Linked DNA regions of Homo sapiens: regions 1 and 3 are each linked to region 2. The links are chromatin contacts, found by Hi-C or POLR2A ChIA-PET in ENCODE. All regions are on one chromosome and are shown on one strand. The core of a region is the stretch at or near the end of the contact, and the rest is flanking DNA. Distances in the headings are between cores, read along the strand shown. Region 1 holds the start of TLN2 (talin 2). Region 2 holds the start of TPM1-AS (TPM1 antisense RNA). Region 3 holds the start of USP3-AS1 (USP3 antisense RNA 1).

Evidence for each region. Hi-C counts contacts between places; a loop is a spot of excess contacts on that map. ChIA-PET counts read pairs that join two places held with the same protein, here RNA polymerase II (POLR2A). Pooled maps may share reads with other maps.
Region 1: a loop to region 2 is called in a map of IMR-90, with 5 times the contacts of the local background. The contact joins the promoter of TLN2 here to the promoter of TPM1-AS in region 2. A Hi-C loop is called at or near these places in 3 of 168 maps with a recorded cell type or tissue (IMR-90, ascending aorta and chondrocyte), 3 of 37 single-sample maps with no recorded cell type and 12 of 50 pooled maps. POLR2A ChIA-PET finds 5 or more read pairs at or near these places in 3 of 52 experiments (MCF 10A, WTC11 and activated CD4-positive, alpha-beta T cell).
Region 3: a loop to region 2 is called in a map of CD4-positive, alpha-beta T cell, with 4 times the contacts of the local background. The contact joins the promoter of USP3-AS1 here to the promoter of TPM1-AS in region 2. A Hi-C loop is called at or near these places in 2 of 168 maps with a recorded cell type or tissue (CD4-positive, alpha-beta T cell and sigmoid colon), 8 of 37 single-sample maps with no recorded cell type and 15 of 50 pooled maps. POLR2A ChIA-PET finds 5 or more read pairs at or near these places in 2 of 52 experiments (CD4-positive, alpha-beta memory T cell and MCF 10A).

The regions. Positions count from the first base shown.
Region 1 is chr15:62,389,032-62,393,049 of GRCh38, forward strand. It overlaps TLN2 (talin 2), which reads left to right and starts at 1,519. Exons shown (of 59, transcript NM_015059.3): 1 at 1,519-1,654. RefSeq lists enhancers at 939-1,008, 1,927-2,541 and silencers at 1,175-1,371, 1,419-1,748.
Region 2 is chr15:63,048,137-63,050,998 of GRCh38, forward strand. It overlaps TPM1-AS (TPM1 antisense RNA), which reads right to left and starts at 1,251. Exons shown (of 2, transcript NR_147233.2): 1 at 705-1,251; 2 at 1-559. All of the region lies in intron 2 of TPM1 (tropomyosin 1), which reads left to right. RefSeq lists a silencer at 58-717.
Region 3 is chr15:63,599,367-63,603,422 of GRCh38, forward strand. It overlaps USP3-AS1 (USP3 antisense RNA 1), which reads right to left and starts at 1,461. Exons shown (of 3, transcript NR_034080.1): 1 at 1,223-1,461. FBXL22 (F-box and leucine rich repeat protein 22) reads left to right here. Exons shown (of 2, transcript NM_001367807.1): 2 at 1,331-1,875. The coding sequence ends at 1,673. RefSeq lists enhancers at 578-1,295, 1,558-2,375 and silencers at 1,363-1,652, 2,073-2,202.

The sequences.
Region 1 (4,018 bases), core at 269-2,768, 660 kb before region 2:
GGTTCTCTCACTGTGCATTGATAATGTATACTTTGTTAGCTTTACAGTTTATATTCTGCAATAAGTTACAAAGTTGTACCCTAAGGTTATCTTTGCTGCTATGATACATACAGTCCGGTTCATCAGCCTGGTTAAGGACAGGGTATTGTTCTCACAGAATGTCCAGCCTTATCCAATGTTCCAACGGACTTATTCAAAATAATTTCAATTTACAAAATCAATTCAGTCTCCGGTTTATGGTGACAGCAGTTTCTTTCTCTGAGAAACACTAAAAAGTTGCCAGCAGTTCCATTTGAGTAACTGAATAGATTTGCTACCTATTTCCTGGTCCATTCTGTATTGGGATGGAAATAATGTCGTCTTTCCTTTTTTTTTTCTTTTTTGAGACAGAGTCCCGCTCTGTCATCCAGGCTGGAGTGCAGTGGTAGGATCACCGCTCATGCAGCCCCCGAGCTCCCGGGCTCAAGCGATCCTCCCACCATTCTCCCCAGTAACTGGGACTACAGGCATGCGCCCCCACACCCGGCTGATTTTTAATTTTTTTTGTAGAGATAAGGTCTCGCTATATTGCCCAGGCCGATCTTAAACTCCTTGGGCTTGAGATCTTCCTGCTTTGGCCTCCCAAAGTACTAGGAGTAAAGGGGTCATGGCTAATTCTTGTTTTTTTAAATTACTAATGTGTCCCTTACAGATAAATAAAAAAGTAAAATTACTCACAATTCCACCAATCACTGAGAGACTTATTGGTGTTTATCTATCCAGTCTTTTCTGCCTTTCTCCATAAATCACAGTTTTTAAAAACGGGACCATACGGTACATAGTGTTTTGTCTCCTCACCCCCTTGAATAACCTTCACATTGTTCCATGGTATTTACAGTATTTACTAATAATGACTGTAAATGTAAGAGGTATATAACTGACTTTATTCAGGGCATGGCAAGCAGGAGTGAATTATTTTCTTCTTATCAACACAGCACGCCCCTACCGCCACTCATCCCTATAGTCGTTCTCTAAATACCTAAGTGACACCTGACCAGCAAGGTTTCAGGGTCCTTGTGCTGAAAGGAGCAGGCTCGCCTGGGGTCACGGCCCTCCGCTTCGCAGCAAGACCCCACCGCCCACCACGGCCCTCCAGTTAGCCACAGCTCGCTTCCCCCAGGACCGGGCCAGAGGTCCCGAGAGGGCACTCTGCGGACCTAGGGGCCCCAGCCTACAAGACGCTGTGTCCTGCAGTCATCCCCTTTACACAGCAGAGCCCCAATTCTGGGAAGCCGGGGTCACCCCGAGCCTCCCTTCCCCGTGACAGCTCGGCCGGTGCATCACCTTCCCTCGCGGACCCTTTCAGCATCACCACGCGTGGGAGGAAACCCAGGACGGGCGCCTGAGCCTCGGTGGCGGCCCACCCCGGTGCCGCGCGGCGCCGCGGCCGGACCGGCGCCGCGCCGTCCCCGAATGATGACGCGCTTCCTGCCCTCCCAGCGCTCTCGGGCAGTGCGCTCGCGCTCGCCCTCGGCTCTTGTTCCGCGCCCGGAGCCAGCGGCGGCGGCAGCGGCTGAGGCGGCTGCGGGAGCGGAGTGGTCGCCCAGCGCGCGGGGGGACGCGGGCTGCACTCCCGGGCAGGCGCTCTGCAATGAGACAGTAAATGCATCCCCCGGTAAGGCGCACGGCTCACTCGGGTTTTCCTCTTCCTCCAGCTGCATGCACGTTGCATGAATTTCTCGTGTCTTTTCCCTCCCCTCTCCAGAAGGAAAATGTGGGGTTTTTTTTCCTCCCTTTTGCTTCTCGTGAGTGATGCCAATGCAGGAAAAACCCGTAAAGCTCCCAGATTTGATGGTCTAGGAGGGCTTCTTGCAGGAAAATAAAAATAAAATGAAATTAATGCACCTGTCTATTGCACATGTATGTTTCACTGCACCGGACCCGGGCGCAGCGGTTTGCAAACAGCCTCGCAGTCGGCGCCAGAGAGCGGATTCCTGGCCGTGGGCAGCCGGTCCCCTCCGGGGCTCTCGCTGGGTTTCCGGTAACTGGGCTTTGAAAAGCGGCCCCGCCTGCATAGAGTGTCCCCTCGACCCCAGCCGGGCCCCCGCGCCAGAAGAGTTGGCGCTGGAGGAGCAGCTTCATTCCAGCACTGGCCGCCGGGACTCCAGCGCCACTTTGCAAACAAGTCTCCCGCCGAGGCTCTGGGCTAAGACAGCCCGCCAGTGCGGAGTTCCTTCTCCGGTGCCGGACACTCAGACCTGCCGATCCCACGACTGCCCTTTACTTGGCAATCTCGCCACGGGCGAACTGCTGGCCGCTGAGCGACGGGGGCAGTGCCGGGCCGAGAGCGGGGCCAGGCTTTGCATCCAGTGCGGCTGGCCTCACACAGACTCAGCGGCTCCCTCTCCTTCCTCGGTCCCACGAGCTGAAATTTTGCGCCCATTGGAAGCTGGAGGGACCTGGAGACGAGTATTTCGGGATCCCTGAGGGGACCGAGGAACGACTTTCGAGGGCGCCATATTTTCAGTGGGTCTTGACTGCGGAGGGGAGGGGGCGAGCAGTTTCTGGGTCCCGGGGAGAGCCCCGCGCCCCAGTCGGAGAGGCCTGATCGGTTGTCGCCGGGAAAGTTTGCGCGCCGAGGCAGGCGCGGAGGCGGCCGCACAAGGCGCGCACGACTGCTGTCCCCGCAAGGGCGCGCGGACTACAGCGCGTCGCCACGCCAGCCGGCGGGGCTTGGGAACGAGAGCCGCCGTCACGGACAGCGTGCTGGGCTTGCCGCCTTCCTCTGTCCCGCCTGGACCCGGCCTTGGGGCTCCGAGGCTCAGGGAACACGCCCCTCTTCCCCGCAGCTACCGCTGCCCGGGTGCTCAGCCGGAGCCGTGCGCTGGGCGGCGTCCCGGGGCTGGGCGCCGAGTGTAGAGCGTTCTCCCGGTGCCCGGGCTCGCCTGGGTGCTCCGAGGGGCGCAGTAGCTCACTTCCTGGGGGAGAGGAGGCGCCTTGGTTCGTGGATCAGGACCAGGGCCTGGCCTGTGGTCGCCCCGAGGCCGCCGAACAGCCTGAGCTTCCAGTCGCCTCTTTGGCTTTAGCGGCGACAGCAGTAGCGCCCGCGGCTGCGTGTTCTGCTCTCGCAGCTCGTAGAGGCGAGGAAAGGAGGGCGTTTCCAGAAGTTGGGGCTTCAGGTGACGCGTGGGGAAACTTGGATTCTTGCTGTCCTTGAAGAGCTGGGACAACTTAGGCCAGAATTCCTGTGTCTCATAGTGAAAACTTCTGGTTCTTTCCAGAAGATGAGAGAGGAATGAACTGAAGTGTTGGCGTTGTCAAAGACATAATTAAAGACGGTTGGGTAGGGATGATGTCTTGGAGAAGTGGTCCCCAAAATACACGTAAATTGCCCTGGTGCTGTAAGTACCACTTACTTTTCCATTAATAATACCTGGGTGTGTTAAGCTGTGGCATTGTAAGGTTGCACGCTGACCTCCCTTCTCCAGAGCTTGGAGGCAGCGACCTCTCTGGAGTGAGGGGGAAGCGGGAGTGGGGAATCTTTACTTTTGAAGTAGACTGTGACCTCTGCTTTGTGATGGGACAGGGCACGGGCGTGTTTGCCAACCTACAGGCAGCCAATTGCAGGAACGTGTTCTCCTTGGAGTGTTACCGAAATGATGTCATAGTATTGAGGTTTTGTCGGCACTTCCGGTCTTCTTCACTGAAGAGGCTAGAAGGGACCACAGAAACCTCTGGGGTTGGGGGTTAGGTGTGCAGAGGGAGGGGAGAGGCTTTCCTGTGGGAGATGTGCCTGGAGATGTTAGGTGTTAGGCAGCTCTTTCCCTGATTCATTTCATGAAGCGCCTGCAAAAGTGACTCCGATATGAATGTCAGCCAAGATTTTACCTACCTTGATTGCTTATTTGGGACCTCTATGCAAAATCAGAGGATGGCGGTGGGTGTGACAAGTGGTCTTGAGAGAAGAGGGATGCCTACACGAATGCCTTTTTTTTTTCATTGAGCACTAGAATAGTGGAAAACACCCAGAGCCCAAGAT
Region 2 (2,862 bases), core at 1-2,500:
AGCAGGAGTCGCTATTGCCCTTAGCAGCCAGCTCCGTTACCCCGGGTCACCACCGCGCCGCGGAGGGGCCCTAGAAGTGGAAGCCAGAGCCCTAGTGCAGTGGCCTCCCGGAGCGCCCAGCTCACCAGGTACCCCCGCAGCGCGCCGGGAGCGCCTTTCTCCCCGCCGCCGCGAGCATGCGCAGTGCCCCCAGCCAGTCCCGGGATCCACGGCGCGCGCCCCTCCCAGCCGCGCGCGCCCGCCTGCGGTTTGTCTGCGCAGCCCTGGAGGCTGCGACTTCCGGACTGCTCCTGGCCGCAGGGGGCGCCGCCATCGCACAGAGAGGCCTGGGCGGGGCGGACCGGCGCTGGGCAGCCAGGACAGCCGCGGCAGCCGGGTCCGCAGGGCAGCAGCCGGCCTCTCCCACTGCAGCCCTCCCGCCCGCCTACCGTCCGGCGCGATGGCGGGGAGTAGCTCGCTGGAGGCGGTGCGCAGGAAGATCCGGAGCCTGCAGGAGCAGGCGGACGCCGCTGAGGAGCGCGCGGGCACCCTGCAGCGCGAGCTGGACCACGAGAGGAAGCTGAGGGAGACCGTAAGGGATACACCCATCACCCCGCAGCCCCCAGAGGCGCATCCTCCCGGGGCAGCCCCGCAGGGCCCTCCTGCTTCCCCCCCCGCAGGCCCCGGTCCCTCGTCCCCACGCCTCCAGGGCGCACCTGGCGCACCTGGGCCAGCTGGCGGCGGGCTCTGGGGAGGGGCCCGGCCTGTTCTCCTGAGCCTTTGTTTTCCATCTCGCTGATCCAAAGTAAACGCTCCCAGGGGAAACGGGTGGTGTTGAGAAGGTTCTGGAAGGAGCATTTTCCCAGGAAGGGTCTGTTTCTGGGGTGGTGGCTTTCAGTCGTGTCTGTGCGTCCCCGGGAGGTGCACTTTGCGCTGCTGGCTTGCTTTACTCTGAGAGTGGAGAGGGAGGAGGTCCTTCCTCTTGGAGATCCGTACTTTGAGAAGGGGCGCCGACAGGTCAAGTGGGAGAGGCACTGTGGACTTGGGGCCCGGGGATGCTACACTCCGCCGTTCCCGTCGACCCTGTGGTTTCCCGGCGGCCTGTGTCTCCGAGGCGGTAGACAGACATTGACAGCTTGACAGCGCCGCGTTCTGCTGGAAGAGCTAAACTATAGTGCAAAACCCTTAACCCGTCCCTTTTTTCAGCAGTCCTCCTCCCCTTTTCTCTCATACAGATAGATAATGCTTTGTTACCAAGTCTTGGAAAAAGTTGGCGAAATGTCAACAGTTATTGGGTGTATTCTCTTGCGGGCTTCCCCTCCCCCTTGTTAAATGTAATACCTGGCTTCCTTCCTTTCTTCTAAGGCAAATGTATCCAGCAAACACGAACAGGATTTCAGAGGTAGTCTAGTATTGGATATTTGTCGATTTTGTGTGTGTGTGTTTTTAATGAAGATACTGAAACAAACACCTTGGGAGTTTTATGACAATTGATAGTATGATGTCCTGCTGTGCTTAATATACGGGGTTGTTCTGAGTTGAGTAAATCGTTCTAGTTAAGTGTTTGTAAATGGCTGTATGGCTGGCCACAGAAACTTCAAGACCTGAAATGGTCCTCTTCAGAGGAAAGCTCAACTAGAGAAAGTTTCAGATAAAATACAAGCAGGAATAAGGAAATTAATAGGCAAAAGATAATTCTCAGTATTTGCTTTATAGGACGAGTCAGCAAAAGTCCTGTGGATATCCCTGAACTTGGCTGGGTGGTAAACTAATTCCGACTCCCTTACTCGCTAGTAGCTGTCCTTGAACCATTAGAACTATATAGAATATGATGGATAAAAACAAGAACTTTGGACCCAGACTGTCAGAACTTGAATCCTGTCTCCACTACTTACTAGCAGTGGGCAAGTTACTTAATCTCTGTGTTTCAGTTCCCTGTGTGTAAAGTGTGGATAGTAACAGCATCTACCTGTCGGTTAAAGGAGTTACTATGTAAAGACAGTACACTGATGCTTGGCGCAAAAGGGTAAGTGCTGTGTGCCCGCTGTCATTAAAACTGCACAGCCCTGGCAGCCCAGTGCTCCTTCACCTTCAGTTCCCCACCCAGCAAGAGGTCTTAAAGATGGCCTGCTCATTTCATGACATCATAAAACACTTCATTTACTGCTTTTAATCAACATTTGTTGGGGCGGGGGGCTTGAATGAAGAGGAAGTGGGCGGGCTGGTAGGCATGTTTGATGGGTTAAAGTGGTATCAGTGGTAGAAGTCTGAGGTCTCCTCACCCTGCTAAGAAAGAGTATGTGTGACCCTATGCAGGAGAGCCTTGTATTGGCTCCTGGCCTAGTGATTGATGTTAGACACAAAAGATAAATTTTATGAAGGGCACATTATTACTTTTATTCTTACCTTCTCTTTTGCACGTCGTTTTTATAACAGAACTCTTCCTGTGCCAGTTGGCTAAAGATAGTACTTTCGTTCTTTTCACGGCTTTATATCAAAAGTAGTTTAAGTAGTTTCAATTTTTTTAAGTAATCTTTGCAAACAATCTACCTGGGTGATTGATTGAACACAGAACCTTTTAAGACAGCAACTTGAAGACTGGATCAGACCATTGAAGAGAGACTTTCAGGCTGCAAGTTGTTCCTAACTTCTGAAATTGGAACTTAAATGTAGCTGACTTAGGTATTTAGATGTAGCTTGGGCTGTGAGTTAAGCTAGCAGTAACAGTTTCTTTTGGCAGCAAAGATAAAGGTTTAGTGACAAAACCATGAGCCACTGCAAAAAATATTTGACCAGAGAGTTGGCCTAAATTCAAATACTCAGACTGTAATTAATAGGCCCTATTAAACCAGCCCTTACCTTGGAAAAAGCAGCCATCCCTTA
Region 3 (4,056 bases), core at 211-2,710, 550 kb after region 2:
ACACCTAATCCTTATAACCACCTTGAAGGTAACAATTCCTCCCACTTGACAAATGAGGAAGTGACGCCCAGCAAGGTTCAGACATCTGTCCTGGGTCTGACAGCAAATAAGTCACCAGCCAGTCACCTGAGCTGCCGGAGCCAGTTTCTTCATGTACAAAACTGGGGGTGCAGAGGTTGACGGGGTGACTAATGAGGGCACACAAACCTGAAGGAGGCCCGGGCTCGGTGTGACACCTGGCTGCACCCAACATATTTAAGTTCCTTACTTCCCTCCCCTGGCACAAAGGAGCCGAGCTGGCACAGCCAGGGGCAGTCACGGAGCTGCGGGGGAGGCTGGCAGGGAAAGGGAAACGCTTCCCCAGCCCAGACTCTAGCTCCCTCTGGCTGCGGGGAGCCAAGGCCCCGGCCCATTAGTCGGTCCTTCTGGACTGGAAGCAGGCTGGTCCCGTTTGTTTCCAGGGAAAGCGGGTTAGGACTGCCTGTGGAAGGCCCCGTTGCAGGCTCCTCACAACCCCAGTGGTAGACATTATTCCCCCCACGCAGAGGAAATGAAGGCTCCGTGAGTGACTGACACGGCGATAAACCAAGTCTAACTTGGCTCAAGATCTTTTCTTTGCTGGGAGGGGCTGGTGAGGCTGCAGCAGAGGGTCCCCCAAGCTTTCTGGCCAAGCGACCTGGGTGGGTGTCCGTGACTGTACCTGCTCAGGGCTTGCCTCTAGCTGCCTCCGAACCCTACCCTTTTCCAGGCTGGTGGCCCAGGGGATGCAGGAACAGCTCTAGTCTACTAAGCTGAACCCGGACTCAATGCTAACGCGTGCCCCCACCGCCTTGAGGGTTGGGATGGGCCTGTCACTAGGCCACCTCCAAGGAAACAAATCCCTCTTCCCACTCACGTCCCGCCGGGACATTCAGGGGCCTCAGCTTGAAGCTAGACTGGAGCAATCGCCAAGCACCGCTCCCCTGCAAGGCAGCACATCCAGAGCGAAACAAAGAGTCAAGGGTTGTGGCTCCTGGAACCGGCATTCCCTCTGTCCACAGCCGCCCCAGGACTCTGCTGGGCCGGGGTCGGGGCTTCCCACTAGGGGCTCCCAAGGCTACGAGCCAAGAACCCACGCAGATGAAGGTACGGTGGGGTGCAGGGGCAGAAAGAGGAGGGAAAATGGGCCGGCCAGAAAGCCGACTTGGAACCCTGCAGTGTCATCGCAGCCAAGTGTCTTCACCTCGCAGGGCCCGAGTCCTCCTCGGTAAATGAGTCCACTCGGTCCCATGGGGCGGTTGGGTAGCTTTAACAAGCCAGTGAGCCCCGGGTCACCGCACTCTCCTCACAGGTGCCCCAACCTGGCGTCCGTCACGCTCTCGGGCTGCGGCCACGTTACCGACGACTGCCTGGCGCGCCTGCTGCGCTGCTGCCCACGCCTGCGCGCACTGCGCCTGGAGAACTGCGCGCGCGTCACCAACCGCACGTTGGCTGCCGTGGCGGCGGACGGGCGCGCGCTGCAGACATTGCACGTGGACTTCTGCCGCAACGTGAGCGCGGCCGGCCTGCGCCGCCTGCGCGCCGCGTGCCCGCGCCTGGCCCTGCGGGCAGAGCACAGCGCCGCCATGCTGCCCGACCAGCCCCCGCGCCCGCGCGCGCCCGCCGCGGCCCTCGGCAAGCTGCTGCAGCGCTAGACGCCGCCCCGCCGCTGCCCCCGGGGAAGGAGCGCAGCCCCAGACCGTCCTGGCTTCGAACCCAGCTCTTCCACCTTCAGACCACCACCGCATATTCTGAGCCTCATTTTCCCCGTCTGCACAGTGGGGATAAGAAAGCCTACCTCACGTTACGATTTTATACATAGGATAAACGCAAGATTAAATGGATATTTGGAAAACACTCGGCTGGTTCTCACTCAACACCACCGCCTTTCCCCTCTTGCTTCCGCCCCAGGCTTTCTGCTGTGCGCTCCCCACGGAGGCGGGAGGCGCCTGCACCGTCCTCGGGGACTCCGATCGCCGTTGGACCGAAATCACCTCGGTGGGGAGGACCTGACCACTCGGAGTTCGCCGACTTGCGCTCGGGGGTGACGGGGGCCAGGGCTGCCGCGCGCAGGGGTCTGGGGAGCCTCCGGGCGGAGCGACCCAGCGAGACCCCGCCGGCTCCCGGAGTGTCCTGGGGACCGCCACCTCCAGGAGCCCCGGTGGTGATCTCGGTGAAGCAGGAGGAGGGGAAGCAGGGGCGCACGGGCAGAAGGAGCCACCGAGCCGCTCCTCCTTGCGGTTTTGCCCGCACGCGCGTCTGCCCGCCCACCTTTCCTGGGGCGGATGCGTTCCCGCAGTGACCGCACTCGCGATTGTAGAAAATTCGCTCCCAATTGTTGAATGCTTACATAAACTGCATAGTTACCCATATTTTCTACTGTTCTCATAAGGGAAAAAGAAATGATTTGGAAGAAAAAAAAAGCCTCAAACTAAACAAAAACAAAACCAGCAGCCCTGGCTAAGCTTTTGATAATGGAACCATTATAAGCTGACAAGCTAGATTTTTCACCTGTTGGATTTGCTGGACATGAGCACAAGCCTAGGCTTCCAATTTGAATTTCAGGGCTGTAGTCACTGATGTGTCACATTTAGTGAAGGCTCTCGGCCCCCCGGCAGCCGCCTGGTCCTGGGTCACTGGGGAGAATTCTGGGTGGGTGGAAGAGGCGAGGAGCACTGTGATGGGCGCTGTTCACACTCCGGCTCCACCCAGCGCCAGCTGCGACAAAGCCCTTTACCCCTCCCAGGCCAGGTGTTTCTTCTGTGTGAAAGAGGAGCTTGATCCCTACTCACAGGTTCCTTAATTCATTGCTCAAATAGGGAAACGGCAAGGAAAAAGACAAATTCTGTTCTCATGAAGCTTACCTTCTAGTGGGGGAAGAGACAACAGGTAACTGGTATATAAGAGGGTAGAAGGGCCAGGTGCGGTGGCTCAATGCCTGTAATCCCAGCACTTTAGGAGGCCAAGATGGGCGATTCACGAGGTCAGGAGATCGAGACCATCCTGGCTAACAAGGTGAAACCCCCGTCTGTACTAAAAAAAAATACAAAAAATTAGCCGGGCGTGGTGGCGGGCACCTGTAGTCCCAGCTACTCAGGAGGCTGAGGCAGGAGAATGGCGTGAACCCGGGAGGCGGAGCTTGCAGTGAGCCAAGATCGTGCCACTGCACTCCAGCCTGGGCGACAGAGAGACTCTTGTCTCAAAAAAAAAAAAAAAAAAAAAAAAATGGTAGAAAGTATTTGGAAAAAAGTGCAGGCTGTAACAAGGGCTATTAGGGATTGCTGGCAAGAGATTGGGGGGTGAAGCCTCTGAGAAAGGGTTGACCAATGTAAGCCTCACTGAGAAGATGACATCTGAGGCATGAAGTGAGGCAGGGGGCATAGATACTCCTGGCAGAGGAACAGTCAGTGCAGAGGCCGCGGACTACAGGCATGGCTCATGTGCAAGGAGATCAGAGTGGCTGGAGCAGAGTGAATGAGGAGGGAAGCTGAGTAGCAGGTATCTGAGAAGCAATGCAGCCCGCAGCTTAACTTCAACATGCTTTTAAACTTTTTTCCCATTCTCTTGAGTTTCAAGATATAACCTTGAGGAAACTCAAAATCCTTTCTCCTTAGCCTTAAAATAGACTCCACGTCCCTCCCCTTTCTCACCAGATATGCTCCCTTTTCATTTATCTAACTGTATGCTACTATTTAATTGTGTGATGTCTTAGAAGTTTCAGTGGCTAATCTTGAGACAGACCAAGCCTGGAGACCCAGCTGCAAACCTCCAAAAATTACTTCAAAATGGCTAATTAACAACCTGACCATTGTTAAAATAATGTCAATCCGAGGTCCAGGTGGACTGAAGCCCAAGATAGCCACCAGAACAAAACACACAGACATCATACTCAGCCCATTTCTTGCATGCCTTCCTTATCAAGTCTTCCCTTTTAAAAACCCTAAAAATTGCTTTCCCCTCTAAAAATTGAAGCAGTTACTTTAAATAGCAATCTGGCTACTTCCCCCTTTACTAGTTTTGGGTAATAAATTTGCTTTT